2 separate regions of the Homo sapiens genome follow, and region 1 is linked to region 2. Evidence: read pairs that join two places in POLR2A ChIA-PET (ENCODE). Cell type or tissue: MCF 10A. All regions are shown on one strand. Each heading gives the region's core, and the rest is flanking DNA. Links, peaks and the distances in the headings are about the cores only. Region 1 holds the start of SDR9C7 (short chain dehydrogenase/reductase family 9C member 7). Region 2 holds the start of PRIM1 (DNA primase subunit 1).

Region 1 (9,860 bases), core at 958-8,957, 180 kb before region 2:
GGTGTGCATCAACCTGGCCAGTCTATTACACTCTCTCCATGATGGAAATGGCCTGGAGGAAGTGGATGGGGGCTCCTCTGAATATACCTGTGGATAAGGTGTGGGGCGACAGGGCAGCCATCAGCCTGACCCCTAGACCTCAGGTGCCAGCTCTGGGGGCATTGGCTGGCAGTGGTGTTCTCGATAGGGATTCTGACAGAGGACACAGGAACCAATGTTTGACCCTCTTAAAACCATTGGCTGGCAGTGGTGTTCTCAATAGGGATTCGGACAGAGGACACAGGAACCAATGTTTGACCCTCTTGAAACCATGACCCTCAAAAAACCATCTGGTTACTTTAGTTCTAGAGCAAAAGCTAAAAAGTGCAGCCATGTGCAGCAAGTTGCCTTCTAGTCTGAGGGGAGCATGGGCTGTGAACAAGAGGGAGGAGGAGGCAGGTGCCTTCATGGGGATCTGGGGATAAGAGGGATGAACTCAGGAGGAAATTGAAGAGAGAAGTTGGATTATCCCTGCCCTGTCTCAGCCCTTTCTGCCACCAAGGTGAGGGGCAATTGTTTCCTTTCCAGGAGTGAATCAAGTAGCCTGGGGTCACAGGAGTGCACAGAGGGACAAGGAAGCAATGACATGTCACAAAGGCACTGGCAGGCCTCTTTGTAGCACTTTGTAGCGACCTCTTTGTAGCACTCAGTGACCGGCCCTCACTTTAACATCATTGCACTTGGGAGGGGTGCTGTTTCATGGGGTGAGAAATAGAGTGGTGGGAGGGAGCTCTCAAGTTCAGGGTCATGTACCTCACTTCCCTCACCTCTGTTCTAGTTTTTTTCTGGGACGTTATTCAGGACTCTGGTGATATTAGGAGGAAAGAACCACATTTTGCTGCTTAGGAAGGGAGACCCAATCACAGATAATGGCATCCCACTTCCTTGGGCTCTGAGCTTCATGGCCCACCTGTCAACCTGAAGAATCCACACTTGTGGAAGGTCTTGAGCAACTGGGGGTGGGTGAGCCCACACCTGCTCTTCCTCCTGTCTACCTCATCAGGGTGTGTCTTGGACCTCAGCAGTCTATGCTCTCCCACTGGAGGGAAATGGCCTGGCAGAGGAGAGGGCTCCTCTCCTCTGAGATACCTGTGTGCATGGGGTGGGGATGGGGAGTGCAGCTACCAACCTGACCTATCAGACCTTAGGGGCCAGCTTGGCAAGGAATGCTGTCATCTGAGAGAGGGAGGCATTTCTAGCCCTGGGAAGAAGAGCCTTCTATGTGGTCCTACCTCCCTCACACCCCCCACCCTCATGGACTGTGTGTTTAGTTTGAGGCCAGGGGAACACTGCCAGCATAGAGGCCCAGGAGGTGCTGAGTCAGGCCCAGGCCTGTGCTGGGGCAGTTCTGAGTTATCCTTATGCTAAGTCAGACCCAACTCCTGGACCTCACCTGTGTCCTCAAGGACTGGGATACCCAATGCCCCGGACCTGCTCAGTCTTGAGTGACATGGTCTGACCTGTTTCAGCCAAGACTTCTCTGTTCATTCACCCAGGAGGCAGACAGAGACTGGGAGATTGTTCCCAGATCCCGCATAGGAGGTGCTCTGCCTCAGGTTGGTTATGAAGTAGGTGTGGTTTGCTTTCTACCATTTCCCACCTCCATCCCCTATAAGCTTTAGGTCTGCTCTTTGGGGGTGGGTTCATAATCTGGCCCCCTCCCCTACTTTGTTAAGGAACGGCCAAACCCTGCGGGGCTTTCCCAGGGTGACACCTGCTTTATGTGATTCCACGCTGGTCAGACTTGGCAAATGGTGGATCACAGAGATACATCCTTTGTCCCTTCACACTAGAGAACTTTGTGGTCCCATTTCTGTGTCAGACTCGCTAAGCCATGAAGGTGTGAGCTAGGACCAGGCTCATCCCAAGGAATGGTGACCCTAGATGTTGATCCAAAGAACCACAGAGGCTCCAGCATCATTCCCTGCATCTTATGCAATTCTGGGTGTGGCCCCTCACTACTCACACCTCTGGTTTCCTTATTTCCTTTCCTTTACCACCTTACCTCTTAGCTTTCTGTAAATTATTTGCTAAATTGCCTAGAATCTCTGTTTCTCCTCCAAGTCCCGACCCTGAGAATTTTCTATGTCTCTGGCCCCAGTTCTCTGCTCCTCCTATATCTCATCCCCTCTTACAGTCAAGGCCTCTGCCCAGACAATTCCCTCAGCTGCCCAGTGAACTCATGATCCCTCCTCATCATCTTGCCCAGGGCTGCTTACTGGTGACCTGAGTATGACCCCCACAGGGTGTCAGGCCTGAGTCCCCCAGGTCTTTCTGCTTTCTGGTGGCTAAGCTTCACATGCCAGCCTCCCCTATAGGAGGGCCCTGCTGCCTCTAGCCTCAGGACAATGGAGGTACATCCACCCTAGGAGAAATCCATTGCTTTTCATCCTCTCTCATGATGGAGACTTACCTAAGAATTCCAGAGAGCTGATGACCTGCGACTTGTTTCTCTTGGGGTTTGGAAGGTACAGAACCAATGTTGTTTGTTTTACATTAATAAATTTGTCTTGAGTATTTTCCCTGAAAATAAACTTATTTACATACCTGCACTCACGACAAATGATTTTGATCCCTGGAGACCAAAATCCCCAGGCTGGGTTGGGGGCAGGGTGGGGACAGGATTTCTAGGGGAGCTGTCTGGGGTGAGTCCTCATCTTTCATTTGCCTGCCTTACACCGCCTGGGTGAGCCACCACTCATCACCAACATTACAAGTGGATTATTTCCAATTCTTGGCAGCTTTACCCATCAGGGCAGGGGGAGAGAGGGAGGCAGCTACCAGGGCTGTCAGAGGTGACAAGGCTTCAGGTTGGACTTGAATTTCTTGCATCTGGGCTAATTGCTGTGGTGATGCATCCACCTATAAAAATTACAGCGTGGCTCACCCAGGGACCTAGATTTGTTGCAAGCTGTGGGAGGAAGGAGAGTTCTTCTTCCAGGTGGTTTCCTGCAGACTGCCTGCTAGGGCTCAGAGGACCAGCTTCTTCCCTGCTGTCTCCTGAGCCCAGTCCCTCTTGGCCATCACATTCCCCTTGCCCTATGGCGGCCCTCACAGACCTCTCATTTATGTATCGCTGGTTCAAGAACTGCAATCTGGTTGGCAACCTCTCAGAGAAGTACGTCTTCATCACAGGCTGTGACTCTGGCTTCGGGAACCTGCTGGCCAAACAGCTGGTTGATCGGGGCATGCAGGTGCTGGCTGCTTGCTTCACTGAGGAGGGATCCCAGAAACTTCAGCGGGATACCTCCTATCGGCTGCAGACCACCCTACTGGATGTCACCAAGAGCGAAAGCATCAAGGCGGCGGCCCAGTGGGTGAGGGACAAAGTGGGCGAACAAGGTGGGGCGAATTACATTCTTTGGCTTTCTTGGTTTCTCCTTCTTCCTCTTCCTCTCTCCCGAAGCATCTGACAGTATCAGAGACCCTGATGTCCAGATTGGGTGGGAGGGGTGATGTAGGGAAAGGCCCCTGCCTCAATCTGATTGGAAGCCACTGCATGGTTTGGCCTGTTCACATGAAGGGGTGATTTCCCAAGGAAGTTTTCTGTCCTGGAAACTCAGAGAAACGGGAAAGAGGTCTCAATAGGAAGCGAGGGGGGAAGATGTGTTCTGTGTGTCCAAACCTCTAAAAATGGACGTGCCTGGCTGGGCGTGGTGGCTCACGCCTATGAGCCCAGCACTTTGGAAGGCCGAAGTGGGAGGATCATGAGGTCAAGAGATCGAGACCATCCCGGCCAACATGGTGAAACCCCATCTCTACTAAAAAGTATAAAAATTACCTGGGTGTGGTGGCACGTGCCTGTAGTCCCAGCTACTCAGGAGGCTGAGGCAGGAGAATCACTTGAACCCGGGAGGCGGAGGTTGCAGTGAGCCAAGATTGCGCCACTGCACTCCAGCCTCGTGACAGAGCAAGAATCCCTCTCAAAAAGAAAAAAAAGAAAAAAAAAGGATGTGCCTCTCTGATGTTTCAGCAGTCCTAACCATCAGCTCCTGGGGAAATACAAACACATTTCTTGTTGGGATCAGGATGGGGGAGGGGGAATGAGACAGGAGGCTGGATCCCATGAGTGGGTGCAGTTTGTCTCCTTGACTATGTCAGGCAGGGGAGAAAGAGATCTGGTCTCTTCTTGACATCATGGTGGGTGTTGATTTGACTTCAGGGCAAGTATGTATGTCACAGTGGCTGCTCCTATTGGGAAAGGAAGCTGTGGACTGGGGCTGGCCCAGGACTGTGTGGGGACCTGCCTCATGCACTTCCAGCACACAGGGTGTGGGCCCAGGAACAGGAGGAACAGGATGGCTGAGTTGCAGAAGCAGCAGACTAGAGGAAGTCCTCCCTCCTAAAGGAACTAGTCTGGAGCCCATGCGCAGGTCAGGGCAACAGAGCCCTGGAGCCAGGGGGATCTAGACAGTAACTCCCTGCTTGATTCTTCTCCTTAGCACTTATCACTAGTCAATGTACAATAGATTTTACTTATTTATTGTCTGTTTCCTCTGCTAGAATAAAGCTTCCTGGGGACAAGGATTTTTGTCCCTTTTATTTACTGTACATCCTTAGTACCTAGAATAATGTCTGGCACCTAGTAAGGTACTGAATAAATAGATTTGAGTGAGCTAATTAATTAATAATTCAGCAAGAGTGAGCCTCTGTCTTCAGCAGGCTGTCTCAGCCAGTTCCCTACATTCAGCCTTGAGCCACTTGCCTTAATACCTCACTTAGCATGTGAGTTTCCTGTTGCTATTGTAACAAATAACACAACTGTGGGGTCTGAAGACAATACAAACATATTATCTTGTAGTTGTGGAGGAGTAATGTCTAAAATAGGCCTCACTGATCTAAAATCAAAGTCAGCAGAGCTGTGTTCCTTCTAGAGGCTGTAGAGGAGAATCCGTCTCATCGACTTTTCCAGCTTCCAGAGGCAGCTGGCATCCCCTGGCTCCTGGCCTGCTACCTCCATCTTCAAGGCCCGCAAGGTTGGGCCCAGTCTTTTTCACACTTTTCTCAAGCTCTCTGATTCTCCGGTTTCTGCCTCTTTCCACTTAGGACTTGTGATTATATTGGGCTCACCAGGTTAATCCAGGATAATTTCCCGTGTTAGCTTCCTCCCTAACTTTAAGGACAATTAATTAGCAACCTCCATTCCACCTGCAACCTTAATTCCCCTTTCCCATGTAATCCAGCAGATTCACAGGTTCCAGAGATAATGAGGATGGGGACATCTTTGGGGGACCATTATTTTGCCTAAGCCACTTGGCAATATCCTGGTCTAAGAAACACTGGGAACTGGGGTGGGTAGGGGGATGGGAGAGGAAGTTCTTTCATGCTTTCTCATTGCTCCTGAATGGAGAAAGGCAGGGAGACTGGGTAGGGGCATGGCTTGGGTGGGGACCCCAGCCCTAGAGGGAGGGGTGGACTAGGATTTATGTTTGTGTTGAGACCTGCCCTCAGGAGACAGTGGGATGCGCCTGCAGAGTATCTTGGGGCTGCTGAGGCTGGGGCTGTGGTGCGAATCACCAGGCAGTAGGACTTGGGGAATCCTTGCATGAAGGAGCTGGAAGGGGTCCTTGAGGAGTGTTTAGAGGGGTTTACAGTAGAACCCCAATATGTAAAACAAATGAAAGGAGAGCTTCTCCTGCATTTTCCTCCCCCTAGAAGGCTTGCAAAATACAGCCTGGAAACAACTGTTTTAGTCTAATCTGATGAAGAGCCTGAGGCCCAGAGAGGGAAGTGACTTGTTCAAGGCTGGAGGTAAAACCAGGACTGGACCTGAAGCTCTTCAACCCTGGGCCCCTGCAGAGTTGAATGACAACACTTAGCATTATTTCTTTCCATTTGTACCAACCTAATTGAAATATCTCAAGGATAGTCCTCATCACATTTTCCATAATTATTTTATTTAAATATTTTATATATTTATTTATAAATATTATTATTTCCTTCTAGGCTTGTGAGTTCCTTGAGGGATAAGATGCTGTGTTGTTCATTTTATGTCTCCTTTGCCCTGTATTTTACTTTATTTTATTTTATATCGTTTTATTTCATTTTATTTTTAGAGACAGAGTCTCACTCTGTCACCCAGGCTGGAGTGCAATGGCACCATTATAGCTCACTGTAACCTCGAACAAGGTAACCTGTAACCCGGGCTCAAGTGATTCTCCCACCTCAGCCTCCCAAGTAGCTAGAACTACAGGCACATACCACCACGCCTGACTAATTTTTTTTCTTTTTTTGTAGAGACAGGGGTCTTACTCTGTTGCTCAGGCTGGTCTCAAACTCCTGGCCTCAAGTGATCCTCCCACCTCAGCCTCTCAAAGGGTTGTGATTACAAGTGTGAGTCACTGCACCTGGCCTCCTTCACCCTGTAATTGTCACAGACTAGATAAATGCATGAATAAATGTGTGAAGATGAATGAATGAATGGATTGATTTTGGTAGTATGTGAAATGCAGTTGGTTATACTTAAGTGAATAGAGAGGGAGAAGTATGATGGGGAAGGGATCTAAACATTAATTCATTGGTATGAAAATGAAACTCTTATCCCAAAGCTGATAGCTGAAATGCTGTCACCTAACACCTCGATTGTAGCTAGTACAGAGCGCCAGCTAGCCGGCAGACTTTATGTGAATCAGGAAAAAGTGTCCCTTCAGGGAAAACGAGTTAGTAAAAGACACACCTTCCTTTTATGTTATAGCCTGACCGAGTTATGTCTTGTGCACCTGCTCAACCATCCTTGAGGGCACTGAGCCGGTGGGGAGCAGAACTTGGTTCTTTCCCAGGCCCACTGATGATTTCTGTGTGGTTCATCTCACCCCCAGGCCTCTGGGCCCTGGTGAACAATGCTGGTGTGGGCCTGCCCAGTGGTCCCAACGAATGGCTGACCAAGGATGACTTTGTGAAGGTGATTAATGTGAACCTGGTGGGACTGATCGAAGTGACCCTTCACATGCTGCCCATGGTCAAGAGAGCCCGGGGCAGGGTTGTCAACATGTCCAGCTCTGGTGGTCGTGTGGCTGTCATTGGTGGTGGCTACTGCGTCTCCAAGTTTGGCGTTGAGGCCTTCTCTGACAGCATAAGGTAACTGGGCCCTGGTACTGAACAATTCTGGGTGAAAATCCCAGAGATTAGAGAGGGTTGGGAGTGACAGCATGTGGGCAGGGGAATTCCGCAGACAGGAAGCTAACACAATAGCAGAAGGAAGGTTAGACCTCAAGGTGCTTTCTCCAAGGACCAAGAGCAGGGATGAGGAGAAGAGGTAGGGTGGAAATACAAGGCATCAGGTGGGCCTTCCCTTGAGCGGCACCAGGGTGAGTGAAACCCTGTTTGGGCCTGTGAGAGGAGGGAGAGTCCCCCAAACAGACAGACAGGCCTGGAGGCACAGGTCCCCTCTGGGAGGTCCTTAGAGGAGCGTGCAGGCCTTGTGTATATCCACACCATTCACCGTGTGGGTGTTGAGTGAGGGGTTGCTAATGGGAGGGACCTGGTGGGAGGCAAGGCTTTGGCCTAGATTCTCTATTGACTTCTTCCCGCTGGTTGTGCCTAATGCAAATTGCCCAGAGACTGTTGGGCCAGTTTTGGAAAGGGCTGAGTCCCTAAGGAAGGGCTTATTTGCACAAAGGCAATGCCAGGGCCAAGTACAGGGGTGAGAGAAGCATCTCTAGGTTCCTGAAAGACCAGCCCATCCAGAGGTGACTCTCCGTGATGATTGTCATCTTGGGGCCCAGACTGACTGCAACTCTTCTTTCCCAGGCGTGAGCTCTACTACTTTGGGGTGAAAGTCTGCATCATTGAGCCAGGGAACTATCGGACAGCCATTCTCGGCAAGGAGAACCTGGAGTCACGCATGCGAAAGCTTTGGGAGAGGCTGCCTCAGGAGACCCGGGACAGCTACGGAGAGGATTATTTCCGCATCTGTAAGTTCCTGGGGCAGGAGAGGGGTCTCTGAGGGGGGCGAGTGGGTCTTGGGGTCATTAGCTGGCTTTCCGTTTACAGATGGTGAGACAAAATGCAGAGGAGTTCAGGACCCAAGGTCACATAGTGGCACAGCTGGGGTTTGAGAATAGAGAGCAAGTGGCAGAATCATCACTTCTGGAGCAGCCCGGGGAGTTAAGGGCAATTCAGCCCACTCCTGGCACCTGCCCCCACAGCATCATGATGCAGGGGAATCAGGTGAAAATGCACTGAGATAAATACAGCAAAGAGATCAAGGGCATGGCTGCTGGAGCCGGACTGCCTGGGTTCAAATCCTGGCTCTACTACTTACCAGCTAGGAGACTTTGGACCTATTACCTAGTTTTCCCATGCCTCAGTTTTCTTATTTACAAAATGGAGCTAAAGATAGTGCCTCCCTCATGGGGTTGTTATGAGGGTTAGTATGTGTGAAGTACTTTGCACATTCTGAGTGCTTGTTAATAAAGAAGAAAATGAGCACATGGGGATTTAAAAGGGAGGGTCTCTAGGCAACTCTCTTTCTTTCCCTGAGCTGAGGGTCTCCTGTGAATCATAGGTGTTTTTGGAGGGTAGAGGTGGGACACGGCAGCTGTTTACCCTGCTGCCCCAAAACTTTCTGCCACGAAAGTTGTCTGCTGGATGTCGTACGTCAACAGAGCACAAAGCCAAGTCAGCCATTTTTTTCACTTAATACATACACACTTTATTGCATTTTTGTTTTTTGTTTTTGTTTTGAATCAGTAATACAAAGCATGCAAGGCTGCCATGTCCCAAGCCTGTGTGGGGCTGGAGAGCTGGAGCGGACACAGCAGTATGCCTGCCCTTCACTGCCTGTAGCTTATGGCCCAGTAGGGGAGACAAACATAAATCAAAACACATGTGTTTATGGTAGATGTGGATAAGTGCTACAGAGGAGAAACAGGGTTGTGAAAGAAGAATGGAGCAGGAAGTTGCGGTCCCAATTCAGACTATGGTGAAGGGGAGAGCTTCTGAGTTGACTTTGAGGAGGAATAAGAGTTAGGTGTTGCTGGGAAGGGGAAAGAGGGGATGCGTAGGGACTTTTTTTCTGCAGGAAGGCTCTGAGGCAGAAAACTCCATTTGAGGAACTTTAAAGAAACCAGCAGGTGGGAAGCAATGGGAGGTAGCTGGGGTATACGGAATAAATTAGAGCATCAAAGCACACTGAGGATTAAGGGGTGAGGGAGAGGAAGCTATCAAGGGTGAGTGTTAGCTTTACAGCTTGAAGAACATGGTGAATGGAGGTGTCTTCATTCATTGATTTAGGGAAGTCTCAGGGAAAAATGTTTGGAGTACTCCTTAGATAAATTCATCTTTTAGTGCTAGACATGTTAGGATTCTGTGAGAAGAAAATGTCTAAGGATTTACACTAGTTGGGACTTACTCAGTGACAGAAGATCCAATGCAAATTATTTAAGCAGAAAAGGAATTTCTTGCCTCACCTGACTAAAAAGTTGAGCAAGATAAGCTTCAGGTACAACCTGACCCAGACTGCAAATGATGTTGCTAGGACCTGGTTCCACCCATTTCTTGGCTCTGCTTCTTTTGCACTGACTCCAGTCTCTAAGCTCTCTCCCCTGTGGGAGCCACATTGCTGCAGCCTCTCTTCACCTCCACCTAGGGTGAGGTCTGCTGGGAAAATAGGAGAGTTATTTCCAGTACCTCTCCCAAAAGTCCTAATGTACACTCCGACTTGGAGGACCTTATGGTGACCGCGTCATGGGGGACCACAAGATGCACCCAACCCTAAACCAATCACTGCGCCCAGGGGAATGTGAAGGTGTGATTGGCTCAGGCTGGGCTGTGTGCTCTGCCCAGACCAATGGACACAGTGTGGGGGAGGCATAGGTCCC
Region 2 (8,815 bases), core at 816-8,815:
GTTTCCGGCAACAGTCTGCTAGGATTGCTCCACCTCTGGTTTCTCTCTACCCTCCTATTTGCCCTCTACAGGGCTCCAGAGTTTATTTATAAAACACAACTCTGAGGCCGGGGGCGGTGGCTCACACCTGTAATCCCAGCACTTTGGAAGGCCGAGGTGGGAAGATCACTTGAGCCTAGGAGTTCGAGACCAGCTTGGCCAATATTGCAAAACCCCGTCTCTACACAAAATACAAAAATTAGCCGGGTGTGGTGGCACATGCCCATAATCCCAGCTACTCGGGAGGCCGAGGTGGGAGGATCACCTGAGCCTGGGAAGGTTGAAGCTGCAGTGAGCCATGATCATGCCACTGCACTCCAGCTTGGATGACAGAGACCCTGTCTCATAAATAAACAAACAAACAAACAAAACACAACTCTGATTATGTTTCTACTCTGCTTAAAACCCTTCAATGAGCCAGGAATGGTAGCTCACATCTGTAATCCCAGCACTTTGGGAGGCCAAGGCAGGTGAATCAGTTGAGGTCAGGAGTTCGAGACCAGCCTGGCCAACATGGCAAAACCCCACCTCTACTACCAATACAAAAAAATTAGCTGGGAATGGTGGCACATAACTGTAATTCCAGCTACTAGGGAGGCTGATGCATGAGAATCGCTTGAACCCAAGGGTCATCGCTTGAGCTGAGATGGCGTCACTGCACTCCAGCCTGGGTGACAGAGTGACACTCTGAAAAAAAAAAAAAAAACCCTTCCATGGCTTCCCATTGTCTTCACACAAATCCAAATTCCTATGAAGGAACAAGGCTTAATGTTGTGCTTTAATGTGAATCTGCCAATCCTTTATTTCAAGCAGTCTGCAAGGAGAAAGCTAGAGCCAAAACATGTATAGCCTTATGGCTAACAAGAGAACCTACACAATATTTATATTGGCAGATTGCTTATCTAAAGTCTGGTAGGTTAATTTACAGTTTAGGTTTTAAATACTCAGTTTCCTATACCAAACGCACCAAATAGATTAAAGAGCAATTGCAACGTCCCAGAACACGTTTTATTGGCTTTGTGATCATCACGTGCTCTGTTAGAGGGAACATTCCTGTGAGATCAATCCAAAACTCTGGCATTTAAACAAATATGATGGAACTCTCTGCTACTTTTCAGTAGTTTATGATAACAAGAGACAGAGCTTATCATATTTAAACTGAGATGTGACTTTGGCCCCATTCTCCTTTTGTTTATTATGCTCCTGTGTCAATAGAACATATTTGAAACTGTCCTTATGAACCTTTGAAAATTAATCAGGAAAGCAGGGAGAGAAAGAAATGAAAACAAACCAAGCTTGCAACACATTCAGCATTAATCATTAGGTCAGCCGGCTCTCTGACCTGCTTTCTCATCGTTGTTTAGGCATATTGTCCTAGAATCACATAGATCAGACAGTATAGTTCCCCTTAACTGCTCTATTATAGATAACAACTTGAACATTATAAAATGTTGTTTCCATTTGAGATATCCTTTCAGGTCCTGCACACCAGTGAAACTAATGAGGTCAGCTGATCTGAAGGACCCCATCGACATCAGCAGTTCTGAAGGATCATACAAGGAGCTGACTCACTGAATGCAGTTTCCACATCCTGACGACTTCATCCCTTTGACCCCAACCACTCAATGACCCCAATTTTCCAGTCCCTCATTCTCCACAATCCCCTTAAAAACCCCAGCCCAGAACTCCTCAGGGAGATGGACTTGAAGATCTCCTCTCATCTCCTTGCTCAGCCGCCCTGCAATCATTAAACTCTTTCTCTGCTGCAAACCCTACTGTCTCAGTGTATTGGTATGTTGCTGTGCAGTGGGCATACAAACCTGTTGGTCCTGTAACATATTTTCTAATCTTCTCTTCTTTATTTTATTAACAAGGAAAATAACTAACATAGGAGTACTCCAAGTTTTCAAGCAACTTACTTACTTCAACAGGATTTTAACTCCCAAGGCTTCTTGTCAAATATTAATAGGATCAATAGTTTATTTTCATTTTAACCAAATAAAGTAGATGATGAATAATTTTTACTTCCACACTCCTTAACTTGGCAGGCAATGCTCTGACCATGGCTTACCTCTTAGCCCCATCTCTCACTATACCCTCCCTTGAAGTCTGGGCTCTGTCCATATGAAACTATTGGCAGCTTCCCAAAAGTGCCATTTATACTTTTGTGCCTGTGTTCCCTGTACTAATCTTATCCATGTCTTAAGAACATGGCAAAACAAATAGACAGTTGGGTTAAAAATGCACCTATAATACTTCATTACGCTTTTTTGGGGCGGGGGGACAGGGTCTTGCTCTATCACCAGGCTGGAGTACAGTGGCATAATCACAGCTCACTGCAGCCTCAACCTCCTGGGCTCAAGCAATCCACCTCAGCCTCCCTGGGACTACAGGCATGAGCAACCATGCCACACTAATTATTGTATTTTTTGTAGAGATGGGGTTTCGCCATGTTGGCCAGGCTGGTCTCAAACTTCTGAGCTCAAGTGATCCACCTGCCTCTGCCTATCAAAATGCTAGGATTACAGACATGAGCCACCATGCCCAGCTCATTCATTACACTTTTTTATTTGTGTCTATTGCCCCTAGTATGATATAGCTTTCTCAGAAGCAGAAATAATGTCATTAATTATTTTCCCCACAGTTCATCTCAGTGCCCAACACATATGTTCATTAACTATTTGTGGAATAAATGAATGAATTCATGAATGACTGAATCAACCATACCTTTACAGAATAGATCATCCTTTCAGATGCTAAAAACACCCAGAATAACAATAGGACTTAAACTAGACAGGCAATCAATGAGGCAAGTGTCGAAGTCTGCAAACAACATGGGGCAAGAAACTTGAGGCTGATAGATATACCACAAAAAAAGACTAAAAACGATGGTAGAGCCAGGTAGCATAAGGACTGAAGGAAAAAAGGGGTTTGCACCTATGTGTATGAAATCACAAAGGGAAACAAACTGAATGGTGATACTGCCTCCCAGTGGCATTTGAGATAAAGGCCTCTATGCCAGAGCACTTTTTTTTTTTTTTTTTTTTTTTTTGAAATGGAGTCTCACTCTGTCGCCAGTCTGCAGTACAGTGGCGCCATCTCAGCTCACTGCAACCTCCGACTCCCTGGTTCAAGCGATTCTCCTGCCTCAGCCTCCCGAGTAGCTGGGACTACAGGCACATGCCACCACGCCCGGCTAGTAATTTTTTTGTATTTTTAGTAGAGATGGGGTTTCACTATGCTGGCCAGGCTTGTTTCAAACTCCTGACCTCATTATCTGCCTGTCTCGGCCTCCCAAAGTGCTGGGATTACAGGCATGAGCCACCTGGCCTGGCCCGTTCCTCTGAATATACTTAATATACCCGAGGTGGGCTGATTGCTTGAGCCCAGAAGTTCGAGACCAGCCTGGACAACACGGTGAGATCCCATCTCTACAAAAAATAAAAATAACAATAAATTTAAAATTTAACCCTTTTCCCATTTGCCCCAAGAATACTTGCTGGCAGCACTTGTAGCTGCAGCATTTATCCAGAGATAACTTTGCCGTGAAATATCTTGCTTTTATTATTTTCATATTGCTCTAGTATTACTGACTTTGGAAACAAAAGACATCATTCTATTAACAGCATTCTGTTTTCAGTAGTGGTACTTCCACTTACAAAATACAGTAATTCTGATCATTAAAACTGTCAAATCCTAGAAAATGCTGAATTCCTATGTATGATGTTAACATCATTCTTTGATTAATCCACAATTCTAATTATTCCAATGACTTTAATGTTAGTTCTGTTTAGAAATAACTCCAAGAGGCCAGGCGCAGTGGCTCCCACCTGTAATCCCAGCACTTTGGGAGGATGAGGTGGGTGGGTCGCCTCAGGTCAGGAGTTCAAGACCAGACTGGCCAACATGGTGAAACCCCATCTCTACTAAAAATACACAAATTAGCCGGGCATGTGGGCAGGCACCTGTAATCCCAGCTACTCAGGAGGCTGAGGCAGGAGAATGGCTCGAGCCTGGGAGGCAGAGGGTGCAGTGAGCCGAGATTGCACCACTGCATTCCAGCCTGGGCGACTGAGCGGGACTCTACCTCAAAAGAAAGAAAGAGAGAGAAAGAGAGAGAGAGAGAGAGAAAGAAAAAGAAAGAGAAAGAAAGAAAGAGAGAGAGAGAGAGAAAGAACTCCAAGAACAGTTTTTATATTTTATTTTCACATTGGAAATCAGTCAGATTTGTTTCAGCCTCAAAGAGCATGCTTATGTAAAATTAAATGACTGCTGGCAGCGAGCTGCACTTTTTCCTTCCAAACAGGAAAAGCGTTAAAAAAAAAAAAAAAAAAAAAAAGAGGCTAGGCGTGGTGGCTCACGCCTGTAATCCCAGCACTTTGGGAGGCTGAGGCGGGTGGATCACAAGGTCAGGAGATCGAGACCATCCTGGCTAACATGGTGAAACCCCATCTCTACTAAAAAAATACAAAAAAAATTAGCCGGGCGTGGTGGCGGACACCTGTAGTCCCAGCCACTCAGGAGACTGAGGCAGGAGAATAGCGTGAACCCAGGAGACGGAGCTTGCAGTAAGCCAAGATCGCGTCACTGCACTCCAGCCTGGGCGACTGAAAAAGACTCCGTCTCAAAAAAAAGAAAAGAAAAGAAAAAGAAAATAGGGATGATGTTGGCAACTACCGCATAGAGTTCTCATGAGGGATAAATTCATAAAATGGTACCTGACATCATGGCAAAAGCTATATACAGGAATACCTCATTTTATTGTGCTTCACTTTATTATGCTCCAAAGATATTGCATTTTTTACACATTGAAGCTTTGTGGCAACCCTACATACAGTGAGTCTATTAGTGCAATTTTTCCAACAGCATGTGTTTGCTTCATGTCTCTATGTCACATTTTGGTAATCCTTGCAATATTTCAAACTTTTTCATTATTATTGTATCTGTTACGGTGATCCGTGATCAGTGATCTTTGAGGTACTATTGTAATTGTTTGGGGGTGCAACGAACTGTGCCTATATAAGAAGACAAACTTAATCAATAAATGTTGTGTGTGTTCTGACTGTTCTGCCAATATGCTGTTCTCCTCTCTCTCTCCCTCTCCTCAGGCCTCCCTATTCCCTAAGACACAACAATATTGAAACTAAGCCAATTAACAACCCTACAATGACCTCTAAGTATTCAAGTGACAAAAAGAGCCCCACATCTCTCACTTTAAATCAAAACGTAGAAATGATTAAGCTTAGTGAGAAAGGAATGTTGAAAGCTGAGACAGACCAAAACCTAGGCCCCTTGCACCAAGCAATTAGCCAAGTTGTAAATACGAAGGAAAAGTTCTGTTTTTTTGAGACAGGTCTCAGTCTGTTGCCCAGGTTGGAGTGCAGTGCCCTAATCTTGGCTCACTGCACCCTCCGCCTCCTGGGCTCAGGTGATCCTCCCACCCCAGCCTCCCAAGTAGCTGGCACCACAGGCCTGCGCCACCACACCTGGCTAATTTTTGTAGTTTTTGTAGAGATGAGGTCTCGCTATGTTGCCCAGGCTGGTCTCAAACTCCTGGACTCAGGCAATCCTCCCACCTTGGCCTCCCAAAGTGCTGGCATTACAGGCGTGAGCCACTGCACTCGGCCTTAAATTTGAGACAGAGTGTTACTCTGTCACCCAGGCTGGAGTGTAATGGCACGATACTGGCTCACTGCAACCTCTGCCTGTCTGACTCAAGTGATCCTCCCACCTCAGCCTCCTGAGCAGCTGAGGCCACAGATGCATGCCACCACACCCTGTTAATTTTTCTGGGCTTTTTTGTTTGTTTGGTTTGGTTTGGTAGAGACAGGGTTTTGCCATGTTGCCCAAACTGGTCTTGAACTCCCTGACTCAAGCGATCTGCCCACCTTGGCCTCCCAAAGAGCTGGGATTACAGGTGTAAGCTATCAGGCCTGGCCTGGAAAAGTTCCTTCCCGGAAAAGTTCCTGAAGAAAATTACAAGTGCTACTTCAGGGAACACACAAATGATAGGAAGGTGAAACAGCCTTATTGCTGATATGGAGAAACTTTTAGTGTGCTGAATAGAAGATCAAACCAGCCATAACTTCCCTTAAGCCAAAGCCTCACCCATAGCAAGGTTACTCTCTTTAATTATATGAAAGCTGAGACAGGTGAGAAAGCTGCAGAAGTTTGAAGCCAGCAGAAGTTGGTTCATGAGGTTTAAGGAGAGAAGCCATCTCCATAAGATAAAAGTGCTAGACAAGGCTAGAGGTAGTGGCTCACACAAGTAATCCCAGCACTTTAGGAGGCCAAAGCAGGTGGATCACTTGAGGCCAGGAGTTTGAGACCAGCCTGGCCAACATAGTGAAACCCTGTCTCTACTAAAAATACAAAAGTTAGCTGGGTGTGGCAGTGCACACCTGTAATCCTAGCTATTTGGGAGGCTGAGGCATGAGAATTGCTTGAGCCTGGGTGACCAAGGTTGCAGTGAGCCATGATTGTGCCACTGCATTCCAACCTGGGCGACACAGCGAGACTCTGTCTCAAAAAAATAAGTAAAATAAAATAAAACTATGTTTTTCATGTGACATGTTATTCATGTGACTGCCCACTCTAGCCCACAATTGCCATAAGGTATCATTACACAGTAAGAGTGATTGGCAGATCTCCACATCAATAGCAGATGGGTTCCCTTCATACTTGTAAAGCTCTCCATGATTCTGCAAGCTTCCTATAATTCATATTTTCTTATACCTGGGTGTTCTATTTGAGAGACTAAATATATGAACAGCAGCCAGACCATATATAAAAACAGAACTCTGACCCACAATCTACAGCAACCTGCTGGGGAAACCAACCCCCTTATCTATAATAAACAGCACAGGAAGCAAGCTTGCTACAAGTCAGACTTGTATAAAGTCAAACTGCTATCTCTAATGATGATCCTGGAGGCCAAACAACAACCCCTGTAGCAATGGGCCCAAATGCCTTAACTAGTATCCTACAGCTTCCTTAACAGCTTCCAACATAGGTCCAACCAAAGAAAGCCAAACACCCACCCCTAAACCAATCACATACCGCATCCTACTACTAGTTAGCCCAGGTACAGCTTCTCCATGCCAACAGCCTCCAATCAAAGAATACCTTGACGGCTTCCCTTTTTTATAAAGCTTTCCTACTCCTCTGCCTGCCTTTGAGTCCTGTCAAATGCAAGTGATGATGGCTGACTCCCTTGCTATAGTAAGCTCTGAATAAATAGCCTATGCTTTTCTCATTTGGTTATTTATTTCCACATATTGGATCTAGTAATTCATGAAATTCCATGAAGAACTAATTTCCAAAACTTTTTTTTTTTTAGACACGGTCTTTCTCTGTTGCCCAGACTGGAGTGCAGTGGCACTATCATGGCTCACAACAGCCTGGACCTCCCAAGCTCGAGAGATTGATTGCCCCCTCCCCCCACTCCCCGCCCCCAACCCTTCAGCCTCTAGGGTAGCTGGGACTACAGGCGCACGCAACTACATCTGGCTAGTTGTGTGTGGGTGCGTGTGTGTAGACAGAGATCTCACAATGTTGCCCCAACCGGTCTCGAACTCCTGGCCTCAAGCGATCCTCCTGCCTTGGCCTCCCAAAGTGCTGACGTTACAAGCATGAGCCACCGCACCTGCCTACAAACGTTTTTAAAAGATACTGGTGTCGGCCAGGCGTGGTGGCTCACACCTGTAATCCCAGCACTTTGGGAGGCTGAGGCGGGCGGATCACGAGGTCGGGAGATCGAGACCATCCTGGCTAACACGATGAAACCCCGTCTCTACTAAAAATAAAAAAATAAAAAAATAAAAAAAAATTAGCCGGGCGTGGTGGCTGGCGCCTGTAGTCCCAGCTACTAGGGAGGCTGAGGCAGGAGAATGGCGTGAACCCGGGAGGCGGAGCTTGCAGTGAGCCGAGATCGCGCCACTGCACTCCAGCCTGGGCAACAGAGCGAGACTCTGTCTCAAAAAAAAAAAAAAAAAGATACTGGTGTTATTTCTAAAACATCCAAAAAGTTCACGTGGAGCATCCTTTTTACTTCATCTTAATAACCTAAATCAATATGCTATAGGTCTCACATTTCCGGAGAAGATCCTCTTCCTGGAATGGACGCGGCCTTCTGCCCACAAGAGCGGTGGCCCTAGTGCCCGAACGCGTGGGCAGATCGCAAACTGCTGCGTCTCCCGCAGCCCCCGCGCGCACCAAGTGGGAACTACAATTCCCGGCGGCCCCGGCGGACTGCGGGCCGCCGGGTCAGACAGCCGACCTCGGCCATAAGCGCCTGCGCAGTCGCGGGGCCGCCGGCCGTGCTGTTCCCGCCAATTCCTGTGGTAATCCTTACCGTGGCGAGTTCCGCGCTCAATGGAGACGTTTGACCCCACCGAGCTGCCCGAGCTGCTTAAACTTTATTACCGGAGGCTCTTTCCCTACTCTCAGTACTATCGCTGGCTCAACTACGGTGGAGGTGATGGAGGCGAGGAATGGGTTCGGGAGCGGAGTGTGAGGAGGTTGGAGGCGGGGTGTCCTTAGAATGACAATATGAAGCGCCTTCTGTGCACCAGGCTTTGTGCCGCGCGCCTTCATTTGCTCTCTCGAGCCCGCCCCACCACTTCATAGGTGTAAATGGGCCGAGAGAGGATATAATAAGCCAGCCTGCGGCCACGCTGTAAAAAAAAAAAAAAAAAAAAAAAAAACAGAGCCGCCGCTCCTACCTCTGCGTGGTCAGGCTCACATTAGGTGCCCCGTTTACCTGCAGCGGTGCCCA

Evidence for each region. ChIA-PET counts read pairs that join two places held together with the same protein. Peaks named below come from ENCODE experiments on the same cell type or tissue, not always from the same donor. Only the 100,000 strongest peaks of a DNase experiment are listed, where the experiment ranks them.
Region 1: POLR2A ChIA-PET joins it to region 2 with 5 read pairs; 3 of 35 experiments call an interaction of 5 or more read pairs at or near these places.

Annotation. Positions count from the first base shown.
Region 1 is chr12:56,927,482-56,937,341 of GRCh38, reverse strand. It overlaps SDR9C7 (short chain dehydrogenase/reductase family 9C member 7), which reads left to right and starts at 2,934. Exons shown (of 4, transcript NM_148897.3): 1 at 2,934-3,381; 2 at 6,858-7,116; 3 at 7,789-7,952. The coding sequence starts at 3,081. In MCF 10A, for the core only: no CTCF peak of the experiment used is centred there; a DNase peak (open chromatin) is centred at 5,771.
Region 2 is chr12:56,751,896-56,760,710 of GRCh38, reverse strand. It overlaps PRIM1 (DNA primase subunit 1), which reads left to right and starts at 8,388. Exons shown (of 13, transcript NM_000946.3): 1 at 8,388-8,515. The coding sequence starts at 8,413. RefSeq lists a silencer at 8,452-8,746. In MCF 10A, for the core only: CTCF peaks have their summits at 3,018 (motif pointing left) and 8,208; DNase peaks (open chromatin) are centred at 3,020 and 8,340.